5 separate regions of the Homo sapiens genome follow, and regions 2, 3, 4 and 5 are each linked to region 1. A link is a contact called in ENCODE Hi-C or POLR2A ChIA-PET data. All regions are on one chromosome and are shown on one strand. Each heading gives the region's core, a stretch centred on a gene start or an enhancer-like site at or near the end of the contact. The rest is flanking DNA. Distances are from core to core; before and after follow the strand shown. Region 1 has its middle 9.0 kb from the start of LBHD2. Region 2 holds the start of TRMT61A (tRNA methyltransferase 61A). Region 3 overlaps MARK3 (microtubule affinity regulating kinase 3). Region 4 holds the start of TRAF3 (TNF receptor associated factor 3). Region 5 overlaps MARK3 (microtubule affinity regulating kinase 3).

The links. Hi-C counts contacts between places; a loop is a spot of excess contacts on that map. ChIA-PET counts read pairs that join two places held with the same protein, here RNA polymerase II (POLR2A). Pooled maps may share reads with other maps.
Region 2: a pooled map shows a loop between it and region 1 (3-fold over the local background). The contact joins the promoter of TRMT61A here to the enhancer-like site in region 1. A Hi-C loop is called at or near these places in 1 of 168 maps with a recorded cell type or tissue (K562), 4 of 37 single-sample maps with no recorded cell type and 6 of 50 pooled maps. POLR2A ChIA-PET finds 5 or more read pairs at or near these places in 3 of 52 experiments (B cell, H1 and HEK293).
Region 3: a loop to region 1 is called in a pooled map, with 2.6 times the contacts of the local background. The contact joins two enhancer-like sites. A Hi-C loop is called at or near these places in 2 of 50 pooled maps. POLR2A ChIA-PET finds 5 or more read pairs at or near these places in 2 of 52 experiments (AG04450 and WTC11).
Region 4: a map of PC-9 shows a loop between it and region 1 (2.7-fold over the local background). The contact joins the promoter of TRAF3 here to the enhancer-like site in region 1. A Hi-C loop is called at or near these places in 1 of 168 maps with a recorded cell type or tissue (PC-9) and 9 of 50 pooled maps. POLR2A ChIA-PET finds 5 or more read pairs at or near these places in 4 of 52 experiments (B cell, HEK293, PC-9 and 1 more).
Region 5: a pooled map shows a loop between it and region 1 (5-fold over the local background). The contact joins two enhancer-like sites. A Hi-C loop is called at or near these places in 5 of 50 pooled maps. POLR2A ChIA-PET finds 5 or more read pairs at or near these places in 3 of 52 experiments (B cell, H1 and HEK293).

What each region holds. Positions count from the first base shown.
Region 1 is chr14:103,073,902-103,076,601 of GRCh38, forward strand. No RefSeq gene overlaps it. Among named protein-coding and RNA genes, the nearest start is that of LBHD2, 9.0 kb to the right of the region's middle. RefSeq lists an enhancer at 913-1,504 and a silencer at 1,698-2,147. Within about 2 kb of position 1,295, at least 25 of the 41 ENCODE cell types and tissues checked have a DNase peak (open chromatin) inside an H3K27ac peak, as active enhancers do; they include PC-9, where a contact is called at or near this core.
Region 2 is chr14:103,527,832-103,530,531 of GRCh38, forward strand. It overlaps TRMT61A (tRNA methyltransferase 61A), which reads left to right and starts at 1,365. Exons shown (of 4, transcript NM_152307.3): 1 at 1,365-1,430; 2 at 2,119-2,478. The coding sequence starts at 2,148. RefSeq lists silencers at 1,292-1,341, 1,352-1,521.
Region 3 is chr14:103,416,496-103,419,316 of GRCh38, forward strand. All of the region lies in intron 2 of MARK3 (microtubule affinity regulating kinase 3), which reads left to right. Among named protein-coding and RNA genes, the nearest start is that of MARK3, 32 kb to the left of the region's middle. RefSeq lists enhancers at 1,977-2,086, 2,097-2,166. Within about 2 kb of position 1,281, at least 6 of the 41 ENCODE cell types and tissues checked have a DNase peak (open chromatin) inside an H3K27ac peak, as active enhancers do.
Region 4 is chr14:102,776,016-102,778,715 of GRCh38, forward strand. It overlaps TRAF3 (TNF receptor associated factor 3), which reads left to right and starts at 1,434. Exons shown (of 12, transcript NM_145725.3): 1 at 1,434-1,660. RefSeq lists an enhancer at 7-246 and silencers at 957-1,016, 1,107-1,716, 1,927-1,976, 2,217-2,276.
Region 5 is chr14:103,498,990-103,502,109 of GRCh38, forward strand. It overlaps MARK3 (microtubule affinity regulating kinase 3), which reads left to right. Exons shown (of 18, transcript NM_001128918.3): 17 at 1,167-1,211. Among named protein-coding and RNA genes, the nearest start is that of CKB, 22 kb to the right of the region's middle. Within about 2 kb of position 1,367, at least 9 of the 41 ENCODE cell types and tissues checked have a DNase peak (open chromatin) inside an H3K27ac peak, as active enhancers do.

The sequences.
Region 1 (2,700 bases), core at 45-2,544:
ATCCTACCCCAAACCCCCGCAGGTGGGGCCAGGGCCATGAAGGGCTGGACCCCTATCTCCCTGGCGGCCACAGTCACATCTTTGCCCCTAGGGCTCAGGGGATTCCCTTGGAGGCTTTTAGAGCTCAGCAAGAATCAGTTCAACCTGTGGCTGCTGGGGTGTGGGCGGGTTCTGCATGATTTGCGGGCCCAGCACCCATCATGCCTGTCCGCAGGGCTCAGCGCCCCTGGTGCAGGAGGAGAGGGAGGGCAACAGGGCTCCCCTGTGGGCCGCTGGCCTTGGGGGTTCCTCCCTTGGCTCTGGGCTTCTCCAGCTGTGGTTCCAGGGCAAGCCTCTTTCCCTCCCAGTCTCAGTATGTGTTCCTGTACCGCCCCAGTGCTGTCCTGGGACTGGAGGTCTCCAGGCCCCAGCTGGGGTGTGGCCAGTGTCAATGTAGCTGCAGTGACGGGGTGTCTCCCCACCCCGGCACCTTCCTGCCTCCGGGGCCCCGCAGCCCAGTGCACAGTGTCATGGTGCACTCCAGGACGGAGCTCTCCCCTCACAAGCTCTGTGACCCCAGGCAGGCTCTTCAGCCTCTCGGTCCCTGGTTTCCTCCCTGTAAATGGGATACTACGCCATCTTTATAGGGCTTCCATGATTCAGTGAAGCCATCTGGTTTCAGGCCAATTGCCTGGAGAGTGCCTGCTCACAGGACATGCGGTGTGAGCTGAGCTAGGATTATGGCGTAGCTCTCCAGCACACTTGTGCACTATACACACACATACCATTTCCGTCTTACCCACCACCGTACTAAGGAGGACTTTTTAAGAAGGGGCACACACTTTAGAGTTAATGTTTGTTACACAAAGGTGGCCCACGACAATTAGTGCTCATTTAGCACGTGCCTGGCAGCAGGACCTTGCCCACCTCTGTGAACAGGAGCTGCCCCTTAGTGAGGTGAGACTGTGCTGGCCACACGGCAGGACCTGGCCATCCCCAGAGCTTCCCAGCTGGAGGCTGCCAGCTGCTGCCCTCAGCAGTGAGGAGTCCTCAGAGGCTCTGGAAGTTACAACCCTGACCCTCCGCCTGAGACCTGAGCCCTGCCAGGCCTGTCTGTGTGCACAGCACCAGGGTTAAAGTGGGGCCAAGTAGGGCAGGCGACAAGCAAGGTCCCCTGCGGTGGGCGGGCTGAGGGTGGGGCAGGCTGAACTCTGCCAGCCCAGGGCGGGCCGGATGACCTCAGCTCCGGGTGACACCGGTGGGCGTCGGGTGTGGCCTCAGACAGCTCCCTTCCTCCCCGGCTGGTTGCCAGGTCAACACCGGGTGGGACTAGCCTCTGGTGTCGGCAGTAGCCCCATGCTCCCGGCCTTTGGGTTCTTGCATGCGCCGTCCCCATCACCTGGCTGCCCCTCTCACTTCCGTCTCCACCTGTCCCGGGTCACCTGTCCTTCAAGCCAGAAATTAAGGACAGCACCCCCTCCCAGACCGCCTGGCTGCAGTCCCGGGATGGGCGCTCCTAGTCGCCTAGATCGGGCCCCCGCTGAGCCCGATCCCCCTCCCCGCTCCGCGCCGGAGCCGAGCTCCCTGCGCCGGACCAGCAAGCGCCCGGGCCTCGACTTCCCCTTCCGTGCAATGGGAAGCAAGCCTCGCTTTCCTATGAGCAGGGTGTCGGCTCCGCGCGGGCCCCGGCCCTGGATCCTGCTTGGCTTTGCCTGGAGCCTCATTCTCTCCGGCTGTGCCGGGGGAGGCTGGAGGCGGCGGCGAGGGGGACAGGAGTGTCGCCCGGCTCCTCCGCCCGCGGCCGCCGAGGGACGTGGTCGGGCGTTCCTCTCTCGAGCCGGGAGGGGGCGCTGGAGCACCGGGAACCCGGGGCCGTTAGCACCGCCCCTCCTGCCGACGCCCCGCCTCCGGCCGCGTTTCCCCGGGCCTGGTCCCGCTCCGCTCCGCGGCGCCTCCTCTCCGCAACTCCCACTAGGAGGGCAGACCCTCAGCCGGAGCCGAGGCCGCGCCCCGCAGCCGCGCCCCGGGGCTGCCCCTGTGGGTGGAGCCTCTTAGGACGACATCCAAACACCCCGGGCGGGCGCGGGACTCACGCCGGGAATCCCAGCACTTTGGGAGGCCGAGGCGGGCGGATCACCTGAGGTCAGCAGATCGAGACCAGCCTGAGCAAGATGGTGAAACCCCGTCTCTGCTAAAAATACAAAATTAGCCTGGCGTGGTGGTGGGTGCCTGTAATCCCAGCTACTCAGGAGGCTGAGGCAGGAGAATCGCTTGAACCTGGGAGGCGGAGGTTGCAGTGAGCTGAGATCACGCCACTCTGCACTCCAACCTGGGCGACTGAGCGAGACTTCGTCCCAAAACAAACAAACAAAAAAACCCACCAAAAAATAAAAAACTGAAACCGTATTTTTTTTTTCGACAGGGTCTTGCTCTGTAACCCAAGCTGGAGTGCAGTGATGCGATCACGGCTCAATGCAACCTCAACCTCTCCGGGCTCAAGTGATCCTCCCACCTCAGCCTCCCAAGTAGCTGGGACTACAGGCGCCGCCACTCCTGGCTCCTTTTTTTTTTTCTTTTTTGAGACGGAGTCTGCCTCTATCGCCCAGGCTGGAGTGCAGTGGCTCGATCTCGGCTCACTGCAACCTCCACCTCCCAGGTCCAAGCAATTCTTCTGCCTCAGCCTCCCGAGTAGCTGGGACTACAGGCGTGTACCACCGTGCC
Region 2 (2,700 bases), core at 115-2,614, 450 kb after region 1:
AGCTTACTCCTGGGGGCTCTCAGCCGCAGCTAGGGCAGGGACACAGAGGGGCTGAGGTTGGACCCCTAGGTTTCCATGATGGACCCTGAGAAGCCAATGCAAGGGCCACAAACAGCCTGGCCTGGCCTGCCCCAGAGGCGAGAGAGTTGAGAGTGCTCTACAGGCTGCCAGGGCTCCAGAGGGGAGCTCGCTCTGCAGGAGCCTGGCCACCTCATCTTACCAGGCTGGAGTGGCTGAGTGACTGGGGAGGGTGCCCTAGGGTCATTGCTAACTGGCTTGGGTTCGGGCGCAGGCTAAACCCTAGGCTGGGTAGGGGGGTCTCTGTTCCTCTCCAAGCTCTGGTCCTGAGAGCTAAGAGCTGGAGGAAGAAAATCCGTGTCCCCTGCCCCCGCTCCCCTGCACACACACTCCACAGAGGAGCCAGCTGGGAATGGTGTTGCTGAGACAGAACGCCACTCCCGCTTCCCTGTTCTGCCCATCCTCCAGCAGCACCTCCTCCAGTCTCCTGCCCAGGCTGCTCACCAGACCCAAAAGTGGGCCCAAGTCATCCAGTTCTCATTATGCCTTGGTTCGCAGGAGGGGACACAGGACCCCTACTCCCTCCTAGAAGCAGCTCTGCACTCAGGACAACGTGCCCCCGTCGGGGGAGGCAGGGCCTGGGCGGAAGGCCACTTCTGCAGACTTTTCCAGGCCCCCATCTGCTGCACAGAGCTCTGGCTGACCCTAGCCCAAGCCTTTTAGAACCGCCCCTTGACCTGCGATTCCTTTTCTGGAATTCATTTTAGGGCCCAGTCAGGGGTGTTCCCAGAGCAGTCTGCAATAACAAAATGTCTATGGCGAAGTGTCCTCATAGAGGACTGGGCAGTGAGCCACGGGCCAGCCCTCTGGTGAACCCCCAGGGGCCGTCAAAGGGGTCCGGGACAGCAGTGACAGCCAGGCCTTGGCTCCTGCCGCCCTTCAAATGTGCCTGGGTGCGACGGCAACCCGCGGCCGGCGGGGCGGGGGGACCTTTTGTTTGTTTGTTATTATTTGTAGAGATGGTGGGGGTCTCACTACGTTTCCCGGGCTGGTCTCGAACTCTTCAGCTCAGAAGAACCTCCCGCCTCGGCCTCCCAAAGCGCGGGATCACAGGCGAGAGCCACCGCGCCGGCCGGCCGCCATATGGATTTTGTCCAGTCTTTCGATCTTCCAGCGACCAGCAAATGTAAACAGAGCAGCTCACATGAGGGAAGAAGTCGCCCAGGAAACGTCCTCTGGGAGGGGCGGGAAGGGCAGCCTGGCGCTCCCAGGATCCCGTGCGCGGAGGGGGGGAGGGGGAGGCGGAGGCGGGGCGCGACGTCATCAGCGGGCGCGGAGCCGGAAGTGTTGTGGCCGCCGCCGCCGCGCGTCGCGGAGGCACGTGTGGAGCCCCGGCAGCAGGAGCGTCGCAGGTGAGACTCCGCGGGGTACAGGGTGGCAGGGCGCGGGTGAGGGTGACCCGGGCCGGGCACGGCGCGCAGGGCCTGTCCCTCCAGCCTCGCATGGGCGGCCCCCGCCGGCCCGGCCTGGCCCCTTGTTGCCTCTGCATCGGCTGGGCGGTGTTTGCGTGGACGGCCAGCTCCGCGTCCCCAGCCCCTTACTGGGGAGCCCTGAATCCTCTGTCATACCCTGCCACCTAGCCCCCGTGGGGGAGACTGGGGTGAGGAATCAAGCCTGGCTTGGAGGTGACCTCATTGACCATTTGCCTCTCCCCCGCCGGTGGACACCTCGCAAAGGCGCTTCCTCATCTCACATCTTGGGAATGGGAGTCAAGCTCCTGGAGAAGGGTGATGGGAGGGTCGGGTCCTCACTCCGGGAATCCTTGGGACCGAACTCCGCCATTGCCAAGCCTCAGTCTTTTCATCTCTGATTTAGGCTCATAGTCCCTGTCTCTTGTCCTAGACCAAGAAAGGCTTCAGAGGCCAGGCCAGAGTGCAGCGCTATTGGGCTCCCTGTCAGGCAGTGGCAGAGACTGAGGCTGAGCTAGCCACACCCCGCCCATGCCCACTGCTGGGATGTAGGCCTCGAAGCCTTCTACCTAGACCCTAGGCCCTCATCCTGCCTCCTGACTTGCTCATGCCTACACACACCCCTCCCCAGGTCCTTGGCCCTTGCCAGACATTAGCACCATGAGCTTCGTGGCATACGAGGAGCTGATCAAGGAGGGTGACACGGCCATCCTGTCACTGGGCCATGGTGCAATGGTGGCGGTGCGTGTGCAGCGTGGGGCACAGACCCAGACCCGGCATGGTGTCCTGCGGCACTCAGTTGACCTTATCGGCCGCCCCTTCGGCTCCAAGGTGACGTGCGGCCGAGGTGGCTGGGTGTATGTGCTGCACCCCACGCCCGAGCTCTGGACGCTGAACCTGCCGCACCGCACGCAGATCCTCTACTCCACAGACATCGCCCTCATCACCATGATGTTGGAGCTTCGGCCCGGCTCTGTGGTCTGTGAGTCTGGTGAGTTCCTCAGGCTGCCTCAGTTTAACGCAGAAATTGACACAAAGGTGGAGGTCAGAGCCTCCAGCCTGCCCTTCCTACAGACACATGTGGCTCCTCAGTTTCTATTTTCACATCTTTCCGGGATGCTGACAGCAGGGAGTGAAGGTGGAGGCAGAGAAGCCCGTTAGGAGGCTGGTGCTGTAACTGGAGTGAGAGGTGGTGGGAAATGGACCAGGAGGA
Region 3 (2,821 bases), core at 31-2,530, 340 kb after region 1:
CGTGGTGGATCACGCCTGTAATCCCTGCACTTCGGGAGGCCGAAGCGAGTGGATCACCTGATATCAGGAGTTCGAGACCAGCCTGGCCAACATGGTGAAACCTCATCTCTACTAAAAATACAAAAAATTATCTGGGCATGGTGGCGTGCCCCTGTAATCCCAGCTACTCAGGAAGCTGAGGCAGGCGAATTGCTTGAACCCAGGAGGCAGAGGTTGTGGTGAGCCGAGATCGCACCACTGCAGTCCAGCCTGGGCAACAAGAGCAAAACTCTGTCTCAAAAAATAAAGAAAGAAAATAAAGTAAAGAAATAGGAGGAAAGCAGAGGGTGCCGGCATCAGTGCAGGTGAGGGGATCCTTATGGTAGTAGGAGCTTGTAGAAATTTTCTGAGTGCAAACTGTTTTTTCAGTAAAATGGAAAGCAAACTGATCTGCTACGATGAGGAGATGTATTAGAGATGTGAGGAGGTTAAAATAATTGCCAGATAAGCAGGAGAGTGAATGGACTAGAGAAATGTAATAGAATTGCCAGGCAGCCTTAAGGCTTCCCTGAGGTTGGTGACCAAGGATTTAAAGTGGGAAGAGTCAGCATGGCGTTGTGCTACTCTCCAGCCACATTCAGTTGCCCAGCTGCAGGCATGGCATTTGCAGAGATTGGGGTTTTGTCACATTAGTATAGTGAAAGGACAAAGGAGCATTGTTATACAACACCCCAGGAGCATTGTTATACAACAACATCACAATGAAATTAGTGATATAATTAGGAACTAAGAACTTGAGGAGGAAGACTGACCCTATGAAGGTGTGGGGTCAGTGAATTACAGATCCTGGTAAGTTCCAACAGTTATTAGAGTACTAGATTGAGTGAGCAGGAAGGTAGAAGAAGTTAGTTAAAGAATGGGAAGCTCAAACTTGGATCATGAAAGGTTTTCAGATATTGGGAATGTCAAAGACTGGAGTATAACCATGTAAGTAGCTTAAGTATGTAATATTTTTTTTCTTTCTGGAAGTTTATCCTTGGTTTTTAGAAATTAGCCATTGAGGTGCCAAGGGTTAGTCTTCATTCATTGTTCTTGGTGCTCATTGGACCCTTTTAATATAGAGGTTTTTGTCTTTCAGTTCTGGAAAATTGTCTCTTTTTTAACTTAAAAATCTTCATTCTGGAATCCTTAAGCAGAGACTGGAGTGCTTGAAAAGAGCCTCAAAATCTATCTTCTATCTCTATGTTTTTACTTTCTGGGAGATATTTTTAACTTCATCTTCCATTCTTTCTGTTAAAAATGTGTGTGTGGGCCGGGCACGGTGACTCATGCCTGTAATCTCAGCACTTGGGGAGGCTAAGGCAGAAGTGTCACTTGAGGTCAGGAGTTTGAGACCAGCCTGGTCAACATGGTGAAACCCTGCCTCTACTAAAAATCCAAAAAAATTAGCTGGGCGTGGTGGCGCGCACCTGTAATCCCAGCTACTCAGGAGGCTGAGGCAGGAAAATCTCTTGAACCCGGGAGGCAGAGGTTGCAGTGAGCCGAGATCGCGCCACTGCACTCCAGCCTGGGTGACAGAGCAAAACTCTGTCTCAAAAGAAAGAAAGCTGTGTGTGTGTCTCCTCTTCTCTCCCCAGCTCACTCTTTGATCATTTTCATCTGTTTGTTGTTACTGTCTTTACAGCATCTAGCCCTGGTATTATGAATGTTGTTTCTTCTGCTGACTCCCTGAGAATAGTAAAGGCTTTTTTTTTTTTTTTTTTTTTTTAGCTCTTTTATAAAGTAGATTTTTGTTCCCTGCATTGCTTCTCTTTTTTTCTGGGGTTCTTTCTTGTTACCGCTCTTTCATATAGAGACTTTCTCTGGATGTCTGGTAGCCTCTGGTTGTCTGTACCTAATGTGGAGCCCTAAGCATCTGATCACAAGCTGTGTTTGTATGAATAGGACATGTTTGACCACAGAGCTTTCCTATTGGGAGTTGTCTGGTGCTTTTATTGAAGACCCCAGATATTTGTGTCCTTAGATTTCTGAGAGTATCCAGTTTCTCTAGATAAGAATCTTCTCTTCTGCCTGGGAGGAACTGATGATCCCACCCCTCAGTCACTTAGTCCTCCCCCGCCTGCCTTTTCATCTGTTGCTTCACTCCTGAAACCACGTTTCTTCATCCTGGGGTGTGTGAAACTTCCTGAGACTTTGCATAAATGCTTATGTTTAGTCACGAGTTTGTTGGTGAAGACTATGTTAACAACTTTACAGAAAGTTTGGAGAATAGAGAAGAAAAACCCCACAATCCTAATATTCTGAATACCATTTTTGTTTTTGTATATTTTCCATATACATGTTTTTTCAACATATTTTTGATTATAATTTTGTATCTTGTTTTTTCCGCCCTCGGAATTTTATCCAAAGCAGTTTTCTACGTTGCCACTAATCGTCATAATTGTTCATTTCAGTGGTTGTGTACAATGCCATTGATGAGAACAGCAGTTCTCAAACGTTTCTGTCTCAGAACTCCTTTAAATTGAAAATTGAGGCTGGGCGCGGTGGCTCACGCCTGTAATCCCAGCACTTTGGGAGGCTGAGGCGGGCGGATCACGAGGTCAGGAGATCGAGACCATCCTGGCTAACATGGTGAAACCCCGTCTCTACTAAAAATACGAAAACAAAATTAGCTGGGCGTGGTGGCGGGCGCCTGTAGTCCCAGCTACCAGGAGGCTGAGGTGGGAGAATGGCGTGAACCCGGGAGGTGGAGCTTGCAGTGAGCCGAGATTGTACCACTGTACTCCAGCCTGGGTGACAGAGCGAGACCCCGTCTCATAAATAAATAAATAAATAGAAAATT
Region 4 (2,700 bases), core at 184-2,683, 300 kb before region 1:
TGAGGGACGGCGAAGGCGGGCCTGTCACCTCTAAAAGAGCTGTGCCTGTGGCGCAGACGGGGGTGCCACTGTGGCCTGGTGAGTGTGGCTGTAGAACAAGCATCTGTTGGGCTAATGGAGCCAGAGACATGGTCCAATGTCTCTGATGTCCAGATAGACTTCCAGCAGCCAGGTCGGACTATCTGGGGTTCTGGAACGTTCCATGGGTGAAGCTGTAGGAGGAGATGCTGGACTTCCTGCCTCCACTCACATGAGTCACTGGAGCAATACAAGAAGGCAGACTGGCCTTGGCTACTCACACTGGTCTCAGCTCTGGGGTAGGGCTCTTTATAAGCCTTCTTGAGAAGTGAAAAATGCAAAGTCCTTTCTGTCCCCTCACCACTGACTTGCAAACTCCAGCGAAGGCCTCACCCCTCAGCTGGCCCAGAGCCTCCCAGAAGCCCTCCCTTCGCTTCCCACCTCGCCAGGCCCAGCCAGGCTGGGTGCTGCCTTGGTGGGCCTAGGTGAATCACTGACACACCACTGATGCCTTTGGGGCAGAAGGCAGAGGCCTCGGGAGAAATGCGCAGGCCCCAGCGGCCTGGTGGAGGGTGCAGGGGGCGCAGGGGCAGCCAGGACCGCCGAGGACGCTGGGGGCACGTGGCAAACTGGCTACCCTGTCCACCCGTGAGCAAGACACCACTCCGGGGGCGTGGGAGGGTCCAAGGGAGGGAGAAAGGAAAGTGCCACCAAACTAATGTGGAGCCCTGCCCTCTGCATGCGAAAAGGGGCTCCACGGCCTGAGTCACCCTCAGCCCCACCTGCGTGTGCGCGAGGGTGCGTGGCCTGGTACGCGTGCGCACGGTGTTGGTGAGCGTGTGTGTGCGTGTCCGCTTGAGGGGAATGTGACCGTCGTGTATGCGTCCGCGACAGTGCGGGGGGCCGCATATCGGACCCGTGCGTGTGCGTAGGGGTCGCGTGTGGCCATGGGCACACGGGCGTGCACGCACGGGGGCTGCGTATGCTATGCTGGCGTGGGGGGTGCGGGCGAGGTGGCCGCGGGGAGGAGCGGCGCCAGCACCTCTCGGCCCCCACGCGGCCTGCGTGGCTTTTTGACCCGGAAAGGCGGGGACGCGGGGACGCGCGGCGGCGGGGGCGCGGCGGGGGCGGCGCAGAGCGAGGAGGCCCGCGGGGCGCGCGGCGGGGACGGGAGGGAGGCGGGGGGCGCCCGGGGCCGTCCCCGCCCCGCGCCGCGGCGCCGCCGTTGCTAAGGCCGGGCGGGCGGCCGCCGGGCGCTAGGGCCCTTAGCAACGGGTCGCGGGCGCGCGCGGGGGGCCGGCGGGCGCGTGGGGCCGGCGGCGCTCGCGGGCTCCTGCCGCTCCCACGCGCGCGGGCGGCGGGGGCGGGGCGGCGGGCGCGCCGGGGATTTCCAGCGCGCGAGAGGAAGTGCCTGCGCGGGGCTGCGTGAGGGAGCGAGGGAGCGAGGGAGCGCGGCGCGGCCGCCGCGTGCGCGAGCCGGGGTTGCAGCCCAGCCGGGACTTTCCAGCCGGCGGCAGCCGCGGCGGCCGCCGGCTCTTCCCCGCCCCCCGCCATGGGGCAGCCCGGGGAGCAGAACGCTGCGGACCGCGGCGGAGGACGCGCCCGGCGCCCCTGAGCCGGCCGAGCGGCGACGGACCGCGAGGTAAGGGGCCGCGGCGGGCGGGCGGGCCTCCGGCGCGCGGCCGGGCGCCTCCATCCCCGTCGCCTCCATCCCGCGCCCTGGGCGGCGGGGCCCGGGGGCCTCGGGGCTGCCCGGCGCGGGCCCGGCGCGGCGCAGGCCCGGCCCGTCCCAGCGGCGACGGCGGGGCGCGGCTTCAGCCTGGCCCCGCGCCCCAGCCGGGCTGCCTCCCGCCTCCGGACGCCTCAACTTCGGCAAACTTTGTCCCGGAGGCCGGGCTCGGGGCCCGAGGGGGCCGGGGCGCCCGCACCTTTTCAGGAAACGGGGCGCGCAGGCCTCGCTACGGCCGTGACCCCCGCTGGCGTTGAGGACCCGGCACCCCGCGGGGCCGCGGGTTTCACGCGGGGGGACGGGCGGCTCAGGGGCTGCGTGGCCGAGCGCGCTGCCCGGGCCGGCCGGGGGGGCCCGGGCGTTATTGGAAAGTTGGTCCTGAGTCATTCCGCCTCAGAGGCGCCTCCGACCGCTTGGCGGGCGGCGCGGGGGTCCGGGTATGGGCAGAGGGCGCGAATCCCCCTCGCGCGGCCGCCGAGGGCCGGCGACTCCCGGGGCACCGGGCGGCTCCTGGCCGCGGGCTCTGCGTCTTCCCCGCGGGCGCCAGGCGGCTCTCGGCGGGCTGGCCGGTTCCACGCCGCCAGCCAGCCCCGTGTGGGGACTTCGGTCTAGTATTTGGACCCGAGGAGATAATTCTGTGTGGAAAATTCTCTCCCTTCGGTTGGAAACAGTAACAAACTGGAAACGGATGAGGTGTTATGGACGTGCTTGGAAATGCAAGAAACCTTCAGATTACGAGCTGTTGACGGGACCAGTTGTATTTCACGTTTTTCGAATTAAGCTCAGAATCAGTTTTCAGAATGACATGTGATGCGTGGTGCGTGGTGTGTGTGCCTGTGTGTGTGTATGGATATAATTCATTCATTTTTGTGGCGTCAGAAAGGTTATGTCGAGCGTTGTAGCGGCTTCTTAATTTACATTCACGGCATACAACTGAAGAGGAGCCATTATTT
Region 5 (3,120 bases), core at 117-2,616, 430 kb after region 1:
ACAAGCATAAAATTCAAAGCTACAGCCTCATTTGATTTGGCTTTTTCAGAAATTAAAATGTGAACAGCTGCGTAGCAGAAATGTTTTAATATTTTCAGAGTTGAAAGCCACTTTCCAGCAACCACTGAAGAAAGAGTATCTCATTATTTTTACTTAAAGCACTACAGAAAGTGGTGTTCTGATTTTATTAATATTTTTTAGGCCAGGCATGGTGGCTTATGCCTGTAATCCCAGCACTTTGGGCGGATCACTTGAGCCCAGGAGTTCAAGACCATCCTGGACAACATGGCAAAACCCCGCCTCTACAAATAATATAAAAATTAGCCGGGCATGGTGGCACGCATCTGTGGTCCCAGCTACTCAGGAGGCTGAGGCAGGAGGATCACCTGAGCCCTGGGAGGTCAAGGTTGCAGTGAGCCATGATCATGCCACTGTGCTCCAGCCTAGGGGAGTGAGACCCTGCCTCAAAAAAGAAAAACATATTTTTTGATGGTGATAATCAAGAAACCAAAAATATTGCTTTCTTAATGCACACATGAGGCAGGAAATCTTTCCTGAAGGGCTACATTGTACCTGTGCCTCTCAAGTCACCAGAAGGCCAAGCTGCAGGTCAAAACTGCGGGAAAAGCACTTTCTTCCTGTTGGCAGTTCCATTCTATTATTATTTTTTAATTGATCTTCCCACTTGTCTGATTTTTCCTTGGACAGAACAGGTAATAACTGAATATAGAATCCAGCTGATAGCCTCATTGGCTTTTAATTGGAAACCCATTATACTGTGTGGCACAATTAGAAAGTGAGAATAACCCCATTCTGAGGCCGAGTGTGCTCAGGCTGAAGAGCCAGCAGGAGTGCCCGCTGTGCGTGCGTGGTGTGCGGTGTGTGCAGTGTGCAGCGTGCAGCGGTATGGCATGCAATGTGTGTGATGTATGCAGTGTGCAGCATGGAGCTGGCCCCTGTGCACACCCCTGCAGCCTTGTGGAAGAAGGTAGCGCTGGCTCAGTCAAATGAGAGGAAGAGTTTTCATAAGCCCGGCTGGTGTTTAAAACGTGTTTTGGCTTTGTTCATTTTATGGTGTTGGTGTTGGTATTGGTGGTCATGTACTGGCATGTAAGATTTCTTTTCTCTTTCCCTCTTCTCTCTGCTTCTACATTCTGTTCATTGAGGCTTCCAACTGAATATGAGAGGAACGGGAGATATGAGGGCTCAAGGTGAGGGAAATGATTTTTACTTAAAATTTTTTTCAGGTGTTTACTTCATTTCTGTGGCAGAGGCGACTATTTTCTGAATGTTCCCTACTGTATTCCTGCTGTCTCTGTAGGAGTTACGTAGAGAGGGTGGCCACAAGGGGGCGCCAGCCTGCCATGAGCACCGTCCAGATCCAGCTTGGCCTCCGCTCTACATTTGTGTTTGTGTTCAAAGCACGGCGAGGCCTTCAGCCTTCCTGCCTGGGCGTTAACAGCCTTTGGAGGTCTGGGTTGGGTAGCAGTGCTCAGAGAAATAAGCCCTCAGTTCATCACTGACCCCTCACATGGTTCTCTTCACAAGGAATAAAAGCAAAGTACTTAATAGAATGTCCATATTTCAAACTAGATATGTTTTCTTCTAAGAATGGTGATTATATAGTTGAGTGTTTTGCTTTTCTTTTTTTTTTTTCTGAGACACGGTGTCGCTCTGTCACCCAGTCTGGAGTGTAGTGGCGTGATCAGGGCTTACTCGAGTTCCCAGGCTTATGCGATCCTCCCACCTCAGCCTCCTGAGTATCTGGAACCACAGGCACTGCCACCATGCTGGCTAATTTTTGTATTTTCTGTAGAGATGGGGGTCTCGCCATGTTGGCCGGGCTGGTCTCAAACTCCTAGGCTCAAGTGAACCTCCCACCTCAACCTCCCAAAGTGCTGGGATGACAGACATGAGCCCCCGCACCCAGCCTTGCTTTTCCATTTTGTATAGTTATCATTGCATGGATTTGAGGGGAGGCAATCACCAGGTAGCCTTAGGACTCTATGTCCCTTGTTCTAGGTCTCTTCCACTTGTGCCCTTTTTTTATGCCAGTCACCAGCAGGCTATTTCAGGTCCTCATTCACCGTTTGTCCTTTTGGTCTTTCTAAAAGCCCGCTTCTGGTCATATGACCTTTCTGAATTAAAACCTTCAGTGACCTCCACTATTTCACCTGGCCACGTCCCTGCGAGGCCCTGAGTGGCGTGGTCCAGGCTGCCCCAGCAGCCCCAGCTCTGCTGCCCCATCAAGGCAGAGCACTAGGGTGAGTGCCAGGCAGCATTCCCTCTCCAGGCCTACCCATCCCAGCCAGGAGCAGGCTCTAGATCCTGGTTTGTTTCCCCACCCATAATAGGAAGGTGACATAATAGGACCTACGTGGGCATCAAGTAAGTTGGGGCCTGACCACCACAAGTGCTCATTAAGTGCCACCAGCTGTTGTGGGGGTGATGACACTGTGCCTCCAGTTCCACTCAGTCTGTGTACTTTATTATGCCACAGACACATCCTGTACTTTCCTACCTCCCCTTTGGCTGTGATCCCCTCTACTCAAAACAAACACTCTTCCCTATCTTCATTGCATTTTGTTGAAATCCCATGGCTCTTCATAGCTCTCCTCAGATGCAGGCCCACCCCCACCCGTGCTGTTTCCTCCTTGTCTCATCCTGCCTGTCACGTTCTCCTGCTCGGCGGGCTCCACCTCTTCTGCTGCCCTCTAGGAGATGGCCAGCCTTTCCTGTGCTGCCACTGTTGTCTCACCTTACAGTCTTCCTGGCTCCAGATGAGTTTGAGAGCTTTTGCTTATCTTTGTAACCCATTTAGTATCTAACGTGGCATTTTATACATAGGAAGCTTCTCTCATCAGTATTGGTGGATGTGAACCAAATTGAATACTGGCAGGTTGGTGACACGGAGAGCTATGTGCATATGCAAAAGCTGTAGCCCCTCACCTCTGGTTAGTTGGCCATAGGATGGAGTGTACTTAAGGTACATAGACTATTTTACTCCCAAGAATGCTAGGCACTCACTGTCTTAATTGAGGCCACCAGATACACACATGAGAATATAAATAACGGCTTGTGGCAATAATGACTAAATGCCAAGGAGTGGCTGGTAAACCG